3 separate regions of the Mus musculus genome follow, and all the other regions are linked to region 2. The links are chromatin loops, found by intact Hi-C in ENCODE. Cell type or tissue: heart. All regions are shown on one strand.

Region 1 (5,000 bases), 90 kb after region 2:
TATGCAGGCAAAATACTCATACAGATAAAATAATAAAAATTTAAATATCTTTAAAAAAGAAAATGCACATGCGTATCCTACCTTCTGATCTCCCTCTGCAGTAACCCTGCTGAATTTCTTGTTCTCTCTCTCTCTCTCTCTCTCTCTCTCTCTCTCTCTCTCTCTCTCTCAGCTATGCACTTGCAAGGCTTTCTGAACAGCATCAAAAAAATCTACTTTCTTGTACCCATCAATGGGTGGCTTTAATAACACTAGCTGCCTTTGTTTCTTGGCTGGCAGCCTTCTAGAGAAGTCACCAGCGGATGCTTTCCCAGGCTTTGAAACACCAGACCCCACTTAGTCTCTGCGACCCACTGGAAGCAGCCCTCAGAGGCCAGACGTGCTGGCACATTCCAGGATGTGGCATAATCTGATAATGATTTCTGTCTCACTACAGAGGAAGAAATGGAGATTGGGGCATTGAATGAACAGGAGAGACGTGGGTTCTTCTGAATTCACGAGGCTGAAAATTTAGCCACAGTTTTCATTGGATTATGACAGAATAGTTCAACTCCCTTAGAAACAGCATGGCAGATGGGGTATAGTCCTGATGCACAGTTTTTCCATGGCTGTGCTTCTTACAGATCCTCCATTTGGTACTGGGAGGCGGAACCTAGTGTCTTCCATATGCTACATCACCCCCCTGCACTGACTTATCCCACCTGTTTCTTCTGCTTTTCTCACCCCATGAGAACAGAAGAGAAATTTGGGGTGGGCAAGGGTGGTGGACAAAGCTGACTCCTGGCTATGCCCTTCACACTGGCTCTAGAGAGCATGCAGGCGACTAGCCTGGCTCTGATGGATGGCCCTCAGCCCTGAGAACTGTAGGGCTGGCTGTAAGTGATGGGGGCTCTGGGCTTAGGCAGAATTGCACATGTAGGGCTTTTCCACAGAGCCTACCACATCACACTGGAGAAGTACGTTTCATTGCTTAAGGGGACAATTTACGGCCAGAGCCTCATCTCCATGTTTTGGCTCTTTACGTTTTTTCTGCCTCTTAATAAAATGGGAAGTCGCCAAGCAATTAAATAGTAATGTGGTTTTCAGGCAGGAAGTGGGAAAGGGCTAACTAGGGGGACAGGGCTAACATGATTGACAGAGGCTGGTAGGAGATTTACTTTGAGAATAACTCGTTCCTCAAAACTTTCTTCATTTTATTTTCTGGTGAGGATTGTGGGGTAAATCATGGGCTGGGAGGATGGACGATTAAAAATGCAGGAGTTATGATTCCTTTTTGACTCTGTAAGTCTCTAAATCCTCTTCCATAACATGGAATTTTCATTTCAAAGCTTGAGGCAGTGTGCCCGGGATTAAAAGTGAATGTGAGGCACGATTAAATTGTTAATTAGCTGAGCTGGTTTGTATTTTGTGGGGTGTTTTAAGAAAAGATGAAGTGAGGGAGAGAACAGAGGTTAGATCCATAACTGTAGACCTCCTAAAATATTCAACAACATTGGGTGGGGTTTCTGTAGTTTCTAGAATGTTTAAAAATTAGTAATTTTCCATGCTGTTAATGTATCTATAGCTATATCTAATATAATAACTCAAGAGCTTGGTTCATTTCTCAGAGATCCCCCCCCCCTCTCATTTTCGTATCTGATAAAGCAATGACTTACAACATCCTTCTTTGGCGCCTTACTATAAAGATGCAGAAAGTCAGATCCAAGGTTTGCGGTGATCATAGCAGTAACTGCTGCTTGTTTTTCACAGAACTAGAGGAAATTCTCCCTAGACCCCTACTTGATGGTGGCTGCCAGGGACCAGGGACACGGTGAACCCCGGATCCAACATGGCACTGATGGAAACCGGGAGGGGTGTGGAGACTGGAAGCAGAAGTGTCTGCACCTCTTATTTCCTTCCCTGCATAACCTGCAGCATTAGGAATTTTTAATGACGCAGGCTTTGTTTTGGTTTTTTTTTAAGATTTACTTGTTTATTTTATGTATATGAGTACACAGTAGCTGTCTTCAGACATATCAGAAGAGGGCATCGGATCCCATTACAGGCGGTTGTGAGCCACCATGCAGTTGCTGGAAATTGAACTCAGGACTTCTAGAAGAGCAGTCAGTGCTCTTAACCACTGAGCCATCTTTCCAGCCCGAGACAAAGTTTTTAACAAACAAGTGAACATAAAATCTCAACAGTCCAAATCCCATCCCATCACCCTTCCACATCATAAAAAGCTATTCAATTGAACCTCTCTCATTGATGCGAACCATGTTCCTCTAAGCAGTCGAGAGACTTTAAGGACCATGTCCATTGAAGGAGTTAAAAGATTTTTTTAAACGGTTTATTTACTTAATTTATATGAGTACACTGTAGCTCTCGTCAGACACAACCAGAAGAGGGCATCAGATCCCATACAGATGGTTGTGAGCCACCATGTGGTTGCTGGGAATTGAACTCAAGACCTAGAAGAGCAGCCAGTGCCCTTAACCACTGAGCCATCTCTCCAGCCCAAGGTAAGATATTTTAAGATGCTTTTAAAACGAGGGCTCTTAATCGAAGTTTCCTCCTCCCCCCACCCCCCATCTTCCCATCCTGAATTTTAATAATCACATTGAAATGACCCCAAGAAATGTGTCTTAGGTTTTAATAGTTGGTACCTGTTGGCAAAGGATTAACTAGGAATTACTTTGCCTGACCTGTCAGAAAAATAAGTGTTTTGGTGTGCATCTCTCCCGGGGAGACTGGAGCGCTGAGATCCAAACTCAATCAGCAGGGCAAGAGCCCCAGGAATACAGTGTCCTTCTCCTCCTGCATTTCCTGGTGTGCTCCTGGAGAGGGCGCTCATGAGTTAACCCAGAGGCCAGGGAACTGTTTACTTACAGAACCTGATGAAGGGGGACCCGACAGCTTTTCTAGCAAATCTCTAGATCTGATCTCCTAACCAAGGTCCTTGCATGGACTTTGGAAGCAGCAGTTTCCGTTCAGTTTTTTACCAGGAAGGAGGAAGGACACGGAGCATACTTGATAGCTCATATGTAGATCATGTTTGGAAAGACATGAACAACCAGAACATGGCCTCTCAGCCCCGACTGAGCAAACTCACTTATTTCCCAGGCACGTGTCCCCGCTGTATGGGATCCGGGATTATGTAAGACCCGGGATTTGGAGCGCGTTTCTTCCCCTCCTCACCATGGCCCTTCATGCGGGGGATATTGCTCAGAGTGGCAGCTAGGTGAAGAGGATCCTCATATATGCTGGTCCCACTGTCCTAAAGTTAGCTTCTCCACGCTAAAGCATCAACAGAGAATTGGTGATTTAGTCTCTTTTTGTAAAGTGACTTTTAATTCATGTGTATTTATTTTAATTTCTCTGTGTGTCTGACGTGTGTGCAGGTGCCTGTGGAGGCCATAAAGAGGGCGTTAAATCCCTTGAATGCATTGGTGATTCATGGTAGTCTTGACGTCTTTTTTTTTTTAATAAGATTTATTTATTTTATATATATGAGTACACTGTTACTGTCATCAGACACAGAACAGAGCATCGGATCCCATTACAGATGGTTGTGAGCCACCATGTGGTTGCTGGGAATTGAACTCAGGACCTCTCAAAGAGCAGTCAGTGCCTTTAACTGCTGAGCCATCTCTCCAACCCTAGTATTGACATCTTAAAATATTAATATTTGTATTCTGTAAATGTGGGTGTTGTTTTTCTTTTTTTTCTCAGACAGGGTCTTCCATAAGATTTGTATTCTGTGAATGTGGGTGGTTTTGTGTGTGTGTGTGTCAGACAGGGTCTTCTGTGTAGCCCAGACAAGTTCTGAATTTGTGATCTTCTTGCCTGAGCCTACCAAGTACTGGGAAATCAGGCCTGTTCCACCATTCCTAGGTACTTAGAGTCTCTTCCTGTTTGAGTTTTCTTTAATTTATAGCACAGTTTTATATAGTCTTTAGTTTACAGATCTGCTTCAAGCCAATTACCTTTAACAGGTATTTTACCCTTGTAAAAAGAACTAGCTCTCTTCTCTTCTCCCTTCCTTTCCCTTTTGTTTCTTCTCCAGACAGAGGGTCTCATGAGCTCACTCAGGGTGGCTTTAAATTTGTCATATATAGTTGAGGATGACCTTGAACTAACTCCTGATCCTCCTGCCTTCTCCACCTCCCAGGTACTATGCTTGCAGGTATCAGTTACCACCACAGCCAACAGAATCATTTGCTTTACTGTATTTGTGTGTGTGTGAGTGTGAGTGTGTGAGTGTGTGTGTGTGTGTGTGTGTGTGTGTGTGTGTGTGTGTGTGTGTGTGTGTGATCCCCTAGAGCTGGGCTTACAGGTGGTTTTGAGTCACTCATGATGGATGCTGGAAAACAAACTCAGACCTTAACCTGTGAGCCATCTCTTCGGATCCTGGAATTATTTTCTTGGTTTCCTTTCGGACTGTTCACTCCCATGAGGAGAAGCAGAACAGCCTTTAACCTTTAATTTTTAAGAAACTAAGTGCTGGGACTGGAGGTGTGACTCCATATGTGCCTAACCTGTGTGTAAGGCCTTGGGTTCGAGTGTAAGCACCACACCGAATAATAAAGATGTGATAATAACTTCTATGGGTTACTTTAAAGATTGAGTAGAAACATCACTGTCCATTGGAGTTGTTTTAGAGCCACCCCTGGGATGCATCTGTTGTGTGTTCTGCTACAAATTTTCTGCATACTTACATGCCATTGCAGTTCCTCCTAAGGGTCTGCTCAGAATGTCGTCTGCCTGTTTGATCTTAGGTCTGCCTACAGATTTTACCCAAAATCTGTATTTCTTCCTCTGTATGTCTAGGCTTACTCTCCTTCAATGGGGAGAGCAGTCCATTGTACAGAGATACCTCCTATAGGAGTTGTGTTTTAATGAGCACTTACTTGTTTTTCAAGTCTTTTCCATTGCGAAAAATGCAACAGTTAGCAACCGTGTTCTCAATGCAGCAGTTAGCAACTATGTGCTCTGTCAGTTTGTAACTCCTTGGCTGTCTC
Region 2 (5,000 bases):
AGAAAGTAAACAGTTTAGTGGTTGCCAGGAGCTACGGGAGGGGAAGGGAGAGGAGGGGAGGGAAGGGGAGGGGAGGGGAGGGGAGGGGAGGGGAGGCTGCTGATGGCTGTGGGGTTTCTTTGCAGGGTACAATGAGTGGTACTTCTGAATACACTCAAACACCCCCCAACTGTGCACAGTGAGGGTGAGTTAAATGATGTGTCAATTGGCTTTAATGTAAAAGAATGAGTAAATCAAAGATAAAATTTCAAATATAAATCTGAAAATTGAATCTATTTTTCATCCCCGAGACAAGGTCTCACTGTGTAGCATTGAATAATCTGGAGACCAAGCTGGCCTTGAACCCCCAGAGATGCATCTGCCTCTGTATCCCAAGTGCTGCGGCTAAAGACTTGCACTACCACACTGGGCCTGCTGTGTTTTATTGATCACATCGGCCCACTCTTTGAGATCCTATATGTTTAATGCTTGCTGAGTAAATGTAAGGAGGGAGAAATGAAGGGGAAGTCAAGACTTGGAATTCTGGAGGGGTAGGCATTACAAACTATTTTTTTTGCATGTGTATGTATGTATGTTCATGTGTAGGCACACTAGTGTGTGCAGATGAACATATATACTCATGTGAGCATGTAGAAGCCAGAACTTGAAGTCAGATGTCTTCCTGGACGGCTTCCCACCTTATTTACTAAGGCAGCCAGTCTTCCTGAACTTACAGCCCACTGACTGAGCAGTCTAGCTAGCCAGGTGAGGACATTTGAAAAACAGGAATCCCATGGTTCCGATCCTCTCCCTGTAAGCACGTTTCTCAGGAATTATCCTGTATGAGTGGTGTCTCCCACACCATCTACTGAATCCAAGGACCCTCTTAACCCATGTAGAAACTGAGGTTCCCAGGAGGAGACCTTTTGCTCTGTTACCCATTGCCTTTTGCTTGTTCTAACAGTCTGGTCTAGGAGAAGGGGTGCTGTGTGTGTGTGTGTGTGTGTGTGTGTGTGTGTGTGTGTGTGTGTGTGTGTGGTGGAGTGGGCACGAAACAATCGAGACGATCAGAACCTTCAAATCTGTCTTTATGGTTGTTTTAGCAATACCCATTTTTCATATAGCTCAGCCTGGCCTGGAACTTGCTATTTAGCAAAGGATCCTCCTCGCTCCAGATTTTTTCTTCTTCTTCTTCTTCTTCTTCTTCTTCTTCTTCTTCTTCTTCTTCTTCTTCTTCTTCTTCTTCTTCTTCTTCTTCTTCTTCTTCTTCTTCCTCCTCCTCCTCCTCCTCCTCCTCTTCCTCCTCCTCTTCTCCCCACCCCCTTTCTTCTCTTTTTGGTTTTCTGTGTAGCCCTGGCTGTCTGGAACTCACTCTGTAAACCAGGCTGGCCTGGAACTCAGAGATCCGCCTGCCTCTGCCTCTCAAGTGCTGGGACCAAAGGCATGCAGCATCACTGCCCGGCTTCCAGGCTTCTGTTATGTTCCCCAGCAGTTATGTTGTTTTTGATCACTGGACTCTCTGTCTTTGGCCATCTTCTTGAAAGAGGACTTGTGCCTCAGTTCCCAACTCATCTCTTGTGGATCTACTGCCCTTTCTTCTGATGAAGCTTTTAGGGACAAGTGACTTCTTTCTTGTGCTCCACACCCTGTAGCCAGGCCTTGTCAGTTTGGACTCCAGACTCCTCACTCTGCTAGGAGTGCTGGAAGGAATGAATCTAGGTCCCTGCGGCTTGCTAGTTGGCTGGAACTTTCCATCGGCTCCAGAGCGGACTTGAAACCTCGAGTCTCCTACTCCATTCAGGTTCCCAAGCCAACGTCTTAACGGCGCCCGGTAACAGGCGCTATTAGGGTGCTACTCTGCTCCTGGCGCGCCCAGCTCCCAAGGTCGAAAACTTGCTCGCACCGAACCCCCTCCAGGGCGAATGGGAGGGTCGCTCGGGCGGGTAGGAACCAGTGGTGTGGAGGTGCGCCTAGGAGAGTCGCGGCGGCGCGCAGGCGCACTGGGCTCTCCACGGCCGGCTCTCGGGTACAAAGAGCGCGCGGTGCCTTGCGGACTTCTCGGTTAGAGCTGCAGCCGGTTTGTGTCCCTGCACTCGGTGGCTCCCGGCAGCCGCAAGTTACTCTTGCACGGCCACTGCAGGATTCTGCTCCGCGATCTAGTGTAACTGGGGTTTGAGTCTGGCGCTGCCCGAGGCCCCGCCCAGCGCTTCTCGGTCCCTCCCCGCGAGCCGCCCGCCCTGTGCCAGCTCCAGATTCGCGGCGCTGGAGGTGAGTAGTGGCAACGCTGCGCTCCTGTCCCCTGCAGGGACGATCTGGGGCGCCTGAACTCCGACTCTACCCTGAGCCAACAGGGTGCCCAGCCTCACACTCTTGGCGCGTGCTGGAGCGCACGGCGACACTGGCCCTGAGATTGCCCTGGGAAGGTCCGTGGGGTTGCCTTGGCTAGCAGTCGCCTGGGATCACCGCTGGCGCTCGAGGGGGCGGCGCCTCCCGACCTGGAGTGGGGCGCGCTGGTCCTTTGATACTAAGCCGTCCTTTCGGAGCCGGAGTGCAGTGCAGTGCAGTGCAGCGCCCTTTTCCGAGGCGTCCCAGGGTAAGATTGGTGTACCCTCTGGCAGTAGGAAGCGGCGATTAGTGCTCCTTTATCCCGGTCCCGGAGCGGCAGGTGGCCCTAGCTGGTGTTGCAGGGTCTGGGCGTGGGGGAGGGGTGGGTGCGGCCTTTAGGGGCCGCCCTAAGCTCCGGGACCTGCTTGAGTTCCTGAGGACCTGCAGTGTCAGGTCCAGCAGGACGGGTGGCAGCGTCCCGGGGCACACTTGGTCGCGCAGGTACGTGGGAAACCCCGCGCTCGGGAGCCGCGGAGCTGGTGAGTCTCATCCCCCCTCACCAGGTCCCTTTGCAACTTTCAAAGGCAACTTTTCGCGGGCGGTCCGGCCTGAGCTGACTCCGCGCGGCTGACCCGGCGCAGGCCTCGTTGTTCGCGTTGGCAATGTTCTGTGGCGTCCCCCAGCGCTTGTTTTCTGCACTTCTCTCCCGAGGTGCCTCTCCGTTCGTCTAATTAAAGTATGGAATCAGACCGAGAGCCCAAGACTAATCAGGAATGCCAATCCCCCGGATCAGTGACCTTGGTTGTCACCTGGGCTACTTGGGAACCAAAGCCTCCTTGCGTTAATTGCGAGTTTGTTAGAGTTGGCTTTTATGCGGTACTTAGTTATCTTGTTTCTCATTTCGTGCATCGCTCTCCAGTAAGTTGTTGGGCTCTTCAATGTTTAATCTATTTAAGTTTTATTTTAAAAGTTGGATGTAATACACATCAATATACTTTAAAATTCATGAGTCATTGGCTTTTCATATAATAATAAAATTATGCCATCAACAACGCTCCCACCTCTCCACAAAAACCATCTCCGGGACCGAGCGGCTGCTGTTTCTGTCTCTTCCCTCGGGTAAGAGGGATAGATAGATAGTGAGAAGACACGTAATCAACCTTCGGTTGTTTTACAGCTAAATTTTGGGAAAGTGCTGAGCAGGGCGGCTGCGGGAAAGTGTGTCAGTTGATTGGGGAGATTAAAAAGGGTGAGGATGGAGGAGTGTCTGTCTGCCCGTGCAGACATTCACTTAGCTGGGAATTCATTTAGCTTCCACGGGGGCCTTTGGTGATCTTTCTGAGCGAGGGTTGCCTCCTCCACAGGTCGTGCTAGTTGACTGAGTTACTATGGCAAAAGTGAGTTCTGGAGATGGGTGTGGGTTGGGGGTTGGGAGGAGGGGGTGGAATTGGGGGGAGCGACAGGAGACAAGGAAAGACTACAGAAATCAGAGCTTGCAAGTGCACAAAGGAGAGAGATTAAAGGGGGGGGGGAAAGACCCTTCAAGTTTAAAAGCAAGGATTGTTTTTAGTACTGGGGTTCCAACTCAGTCCTGCTAAATAAGTATTTTACCATTGGGCTCCACTCCCAGTGCCTAAAAGTACTTTTTAAAAAAATGTTGGGGAGTGGGGGGGAGGGTATGGGGGGCTTTTGGGATAGCATTGGAAATGTAAATGAGGAAAATACCTAATAAAAATATATATAAAAAAAAAGTCTAAAAAAAAATGTTGCCCAAACTGGCTACAAAGAAACTACAGGCATTGCTACATCAAAAACTAGGTTGATGATCTTATGTGTACTGGAGCTCAGGAGACATCTTTCTTGTTTGTTTGTTTGTTTGTTTGGTTTTGGTTTTTCGAGACAGGGTTTCTCTGTATAGCCCTGGCTGTCCTGGAACTAGGAGACATTTTTTACAAGGGAGGATGGAAGAGGAAGGGTCTAGATGGGGAGAAAGCCAAGGTTTGGGGAGACAATTCCTTTTAACGGCTGTGTAGTATTCCATTGTGAGACTGTACCACACTTAATTCATTTTAGGATGGGACTTTGAGTCCATGTATGTGCATACATGTCTATTGGGAATAGGAGCAAAGTTTAGGAGTTCTGAGCTAGTGTTTAGATTAGATGATACTGTCAAATAGATTTCCAAAGTAGTTTTTTCTTTTCTTCTTCTTCTTCTTCTTCTTCTTCTTCTTCTTCTTCTTCTTCTTCTTCTTCTTCTTTCCTTTTCTTTTCTTTTCTTTTTTTTTTTTTTAAGATTATACTGATATCAGCAGTGTGAATGCGCTTTATACTGGCCTTAAACTACAACAGGAGATTTAACAGTGGTGCCCTCTGCTAATATAAAATCACAATTCTAGTACTTTTATATTGCTTCTTAAACATATTTTAATAGTTTTGAAATATTGTTATTAAAATACCACCAAACCTGTGTGTGTGTGTATATATATATATATATTGATATATTGATATAGGATCTCATGTAGCCCAGGCTAGCCTCAGACTCACTGTCTAGCAGAGGATCGTCTTGAACTTCCAGGTGCTGGGATTGCAGAGCTGTGTCGGTCGCCATGGTTGGTGCAGGTTCTGGGATGATTCTGGGTGTGCCTTCAAGGGACCGTGATCATCCTGTCATTGGGAATGTTTATCCATGCTTTGGC
Region 3 (5,000 bases), 97 kb after region 2:
TATAGAATATAAGACTGAACACTTGAAGCTAAATGCCAGGTTATTTTTGTCGGCTGATGCACCTCTGAGCAAACCCGTCTATAGAATGACCATGTACAGATTACTCATCTCAGCAATTTCTTGTTGTTGAATAAACAAACTTGGAGAAATGGCCAGTTTAGTAAGGAATGGGTAGTCCTTGTTGGGTGATTTTGTTTGTATTGGTTTTGTTTGGGTGGTGTTGAGAACACTTGCTATCCTAACACACAACATAAGGTGACTAGGAAATGAACTACAAAGGAAAAGCTTGCTGTAGCGGAGCCAAGGCCTCTTCTGCTCTTGGGGAATTAGCCGAGGTAGAACACACTGGAGACAGCCTCACTGGGGTAGGTAGAGTGCGTCCTTAGAAAGGATTTCTCTGGTCATAAGAAGTCCCTTGCTTTCGAATGCTTTAGTTTAGTGAGGAATGCAGGAATATGGAGAGAGTGAAAATTCTGCTTCTCTGAAGATACTGCCGGAGAGGACCCCCGGTAATCAATGGGCAGGGAGAAAATGGGAGGAGCCCTTCTCCTATGCCCCTCTTCCCTTTCATATCCTTTCTTGTCAGTGTATTTGGTGCCCCAAGGCTTGGCCTAATATTCTTCTCACTGGATCCTTTGGCCCAAACACTGGGAAGCTCAGAGCTCAGAGTTGATACAGCTTTTTATATGACTTGTTTCCGGTTTTAGGCCAGGGATGGGGTAGTGAACAATGTTTCCCTGAGTCTGGGGTTGTTTGTTTGTTTGTTTGTTTTGTTTTGCTTTTGTCTTTTTGTTTTTTTGAGAATTGGGATAGAAGACAGCAGGCAGCAGGCAGTACTACTTTAAAGTGAGTTGGATGGCCATTAGTGTGCCATGCCCATCTCTGAGATAGTGGAATGACCCTGACTCTGGTAAATGTCAGAACTTCAGATGTATGCTATGTGATGCTGTGAACTCAGAATCATTCATGGTGATCAACACCAAGTTCACTTAACACAGAATTGGGGTGTAAATGTGCATCAGGGAATTTAAAAAAACAACCAAGTCCATTGTTCACTGTGTGTGTGTGTGTGTGTGGTGTGTGTTTTCTTTAACCCAGCCATGTCTTGTCTTGGTGCCTCTGAAAGGGAACAGAAGTCACGTTGAGGTCATTCATTCATCAGCAATGGAAGGTTCTGTTGCGTTGCTGTGCTCGGCTATGTGCTGGTGTTGGATCCTCTATCTGCTCCTAGGTTATCCCCATCATAGTACTTAGCAGATCCCAGGTTATCCCCATCATAGATACTTAGCAGATCCTAGGTTATCCCCATCATAGTACTTAGCAGATCCTAGGTTATCCCCATCATAGTACTTAGCAGATCCTAGGTTATCCCTATCATAGTACTTAGCAGATCCTAGGTTATCCCCATCATAGTACTTAGCAGATCCCAGGTTATCCCCATCATAGTACTTAGCAGATCCTAGATTATCCCCATCATAGTACTTAGCAGATCCTAGGTTATCCCCATCATAGATACTTAGTATCTGGTTGAGAGAATCATCCTTCCATGCCAGTCTGTGAGCATGCGCCATGTGTGAGCCATGCATGACATCTGTGCGGTGGGGTGACACAAAGAAGAAATACAGCAGGTGATGGGAGGAACAAGAAAACCGCTGTCACAGAAGGCTTTGGGGCCAGTAGCTTTGTTCCCTCTGAACAAGTAGCCGGAAGGAGGGCAAATGTGGGAAGACTGTACTTCCCACCCCAAGAAGGAAGTGATCCCAAGGTCTGTGCTTGGCGTATGCAAGGTCTGGCTGCTGAAAAGTCTAACAGATTTCATCAAGAAATATCCTGCTATGTAAAATAGTGTTCTATATCCTGGGGAGCATATGTACTCCATATGTGTAATAAAATGACGTGAGGAGAAAGATTTCAGAGACCAGAGAGATGGCACAGTACTTAAGAGCCCTTGTGCTCCTGCAGAGGATCCACATTCAGTCCCAGCACATACATTGTAGCTTACAACTCTCTCAGTTCTGGGGATCCAACACCCTCTTCTGGCCTCCTTCAGCCCCAGGCACATAGTCATGCAGGCAAATCCATACATATACACTGAAAATCAATCAATCGATAAAATAAAGCCCTTCAATGGAGGCTTCTCTTGCTTGCTGAGCGCTTGATTTTTCTCCTGACTCTGTTTCTATGAAGGATGCTTAATTAAATTCTGAGTGAGGGGAGGAAGAGAACCTTCAATGTACGTATGGATCCCACAAGCCTTTCTCCTCAACCCTTCAGCTGACGGGAGCCAACATGATCCACACCATGGTAGAATCGTGGGTCTAAAAGCAGCAGCATAAGGGCTGGAGAGATGGCTAAGCTGTTAGGAATACCTCTTTTGGGGGAGTCCCAAGCACTTACCACAGCTCATGAGTAACTGCCTATAAAGCCAGTTCCAGGGGGATAGATGCCCTCTTGTGGCCCCTGTGGATACTGCACCCATATGTACAAACCCACATAGATAAAACTTAAAAACTTAAATTTTTCTCTTTTGAAAAGTATCCTACTCAGAAGGTTTTTGTTTTTAAAGCAGTATATACTAGTGGTACTGGAGGAAGAGGGGATCAGGAGAAAAATGAGGTAGGGAAGAGTTCCTCTCCTCTTTCCTATGGACAAGCAGCTTAGTCCAGAAAGCCACTGTGTCTAGAATGGCATGAAAATGTCTAAGAAGGCAGTTGTCTGGAGAGAACTATTCTCTTTGGATGAGCAATGACAAGCACGGGCAGGAGAGTGACTTGGGGGAGCTACATACACCATGGCGAAGGGGAACTCTGGGCTCATGCTGACACATGGTCCTGTGTTCTGAGTCCCTTAAAAGATGTGATTTTTTTTTTAAGGTAGAAGCCAGTGCTCTTATACATCAACTGCAGCTAATGAGAGTCAAGTTAGCAAGCGCCTTAATGCTTGTTCGTGTACTCATCAGAACTGTATGAAGGACCTACTGGGTGCCTGATGCTGTTTTTCTGTGGAGATAGCAGACAGAGAGGGAAGGGAAAAGAAATTAAGAGGAAGAGGGAGTGTTTGGGAAAATAGCAACATTCATCTTGTTCGCAGGGAGACTGTGTTTGGTAAGGTTTGGATGAGATGATGCTGGCTATAAAGTTAGTGTAAAAGCTAGGAGGGGCTGAGTAAGTTAGCTCACTCGGATCTTTAAGTGTTTTATATTCGGGGGGATGGCTGGCACTCAACTTTGTATTTTATTAGTTTTTGGGGGCCATCCTTTAATATACAGGCTCAGTATAGTGAGTGCGCACACGCGCATACACACCACACACACCCCCGTTTCTTTGCACGCTGTTGGGTAGTTTAGGACAGCCTTGAGATTACCTTTGTCTGTCCTCAGCCCCTCCTGAATGGGTGACTGTGCTTGCGCAGTGCAGACCCTGCTGGCGCTCTCCTGTCCTGGGCTTGCTGACTCTTGTGCAGAGTCCTGCTTTCCATACTGACCCCACACCAGCTGCATGTATATGTCGTGTGCTTTGCCCCAAGCTAGGAGAGCCGGACTGTCAGCTCGCCCAGCCCAGAGGTGGAGTTCCAGAAAGATTTTTCTCTCAGATCTGGGAGGCCTGAAGATACTGTGGTGGAGGAGAGGTTACAGAGCAACTCGGCAAAGGTGCCTAGGAGAGAGCCAGGAGGATGTGTGGAGTTCAGTTGATCCAAAGAGTGGTTCTCAGCCTTCCTAATGCTGTGAGCCTTTACTACAGTTCTTTTGTGGTGACCTCCAGCCATAAAATTACCCTTGTTGTACTTCATAGCTGTAATTTTACTAATGTTATGAATTGTAAATATTTACTATACAGGATATCTAATATGCCACACCTATGAAAGGGTCATGCGATCTCCAAAGGGGTCACAACCCACAGGTAGAGAACTGCGGATCTAGAAGCACCCTAAAAAACAAACGAAACGAAACAAAACAATAAAACCTTCCTCCTCCTGTGCTTGTTGGAAATTTCTCTGTGTGATTATCCAGTACTGTGAACTCTTAGAAGGATGGGGTAAAACTTTCAAAATTATAACAAGTATGACGTTATGTGGAGCTGGGGAGTTGGTAGAGTGCCTGCTGTATAGTCATGAAGACTTGAGTTCCAATCTATAGCACCATGTTTTTAAAAAGAAAAAGCACCAGTCATGGTTGGGCATATTTGGCCAGGGTAGTATTGCAGATAATCAAAGCATACACACACACACACACACACACACACACACACACACACACACACACACTACTGTATGCACTCGTGCACACACAAAGAAACTTTATGTGATGTTTTTAATGACAGACCAATTCTTTTTAAGATTATTGATTTTATTTTATGTGTTTGAGTCTTTTGCCTGCATGCATATTTATGTGCACCACGTGTGAGCCTGCTGGAATGGAGCCCCTGGAACTGACATTACAGCCAGTTGTGAGCTGCCATGCAGGTGCTGGGAACTGAATCCAGACCATCTAGAGGAGCAACCAGTGCTCCTAACCACTGAGCCATTTCTCCAGCCCAACCGGTGTTTGTATATACTCTTAAGGACCTAAAAGACCTTTTAAAACATTCAGTTGGAGTTGGGTGTGGCGCCTCGTAGCTGTTATTCCAGCACTTGAGATGAAGAAGGAGAAGAATTATGAATTAGAGGCCAGCCCACGCTAGCCAGTGAGTCCAAGACCAGCCTGGGATACAAAGGAAGAACACGTGTCAGAGCAGAGCAACAAACCCCCTTTTATCTCTCTTGGCCAGTGTTATCTATGGAACAATGCAGTTGTTTCAGACCATGTAAGAGGAAGAGTGTACCAGAAAGCATTTTGATGGAGACCTTTCAAGTGGTTGAGGTTTAGCGGGGTGAACTGGCTCTACAGAGATATACAGCCTCTTACACGGGCGGAGTGCAGCCATCAGTCAGGCCATGAAGCCAACGGAATAAGCAGAACCCAAAACTTGCTCTTGAAGGGAACAAGTTGTCAGTTATTAGGG

Evidence for each region. Peaks named below come from ENCODE experiments on the same cell type or tissue, not always from the same donor. Only the 100,000 strongest peaks of a DNase experiment are listed, where the experiment ranks them.
Region 1: a loop joins it to region 2, with 2.9 times the contacts of the local background. A loop is called at or near these places in 10 of 42 quality-filtered maps.
Region 3: a loop joins it to region 2, with 2.9 times the contacts of the local background. A loop is called at or near these places in 10 of 42 quality-filtered maps.

What each region holds. Positions count from the first base shown.
Region 1 is chr19:25,325,011-25,330,010 of GRCm38, forward strand. The region is part of intron 3 of Kank1 (KN motif and ankyrin repeat domains 1); the gene reads left to right. Among named protein-coding and RNA genes, the nearest start is that of Gm52392, 73 kb to the right of the region's middle. In heart, a CTCF peak has its summit at 2,823 (motif pointing right); no DNase peak of the experiment used is centred here.
Region 2 is chr19:25,234,746-25,239,745 of GRCm38, forward strand. Kank1 (KN motif and ankyrin repeat domains 1) reads left to right here and starts at 2,230. Exons shown (of 14, transcript NM_181404.6): 1 at 2,230-2,572. In heart, a CTCF peak has its summit at 2,994; DNase peaks (open chromatin) are centred at 1,906, 2,166 and 2,896; H3K4me3 peaks cover 2,572 bases; H3K27ac peaks cover 2,256 bases; H3K27me3 peaks cover 903 bases.
Region 3 is chr19:25,332,135-25,337,134 of GRCm38, forward strand. The region is part of intron 3 of Kank1 (KN motif and ankyrin repeat domains 1); the gene reads left to right. Among named protein-coding and RNA genes, the nearest start is that of Gm52392, 66 kb to the right of the region's middle. In heart, a CTCF peak has its summit at 2,459 (motif pointing left); no DNase peak of the experiment used is centred here.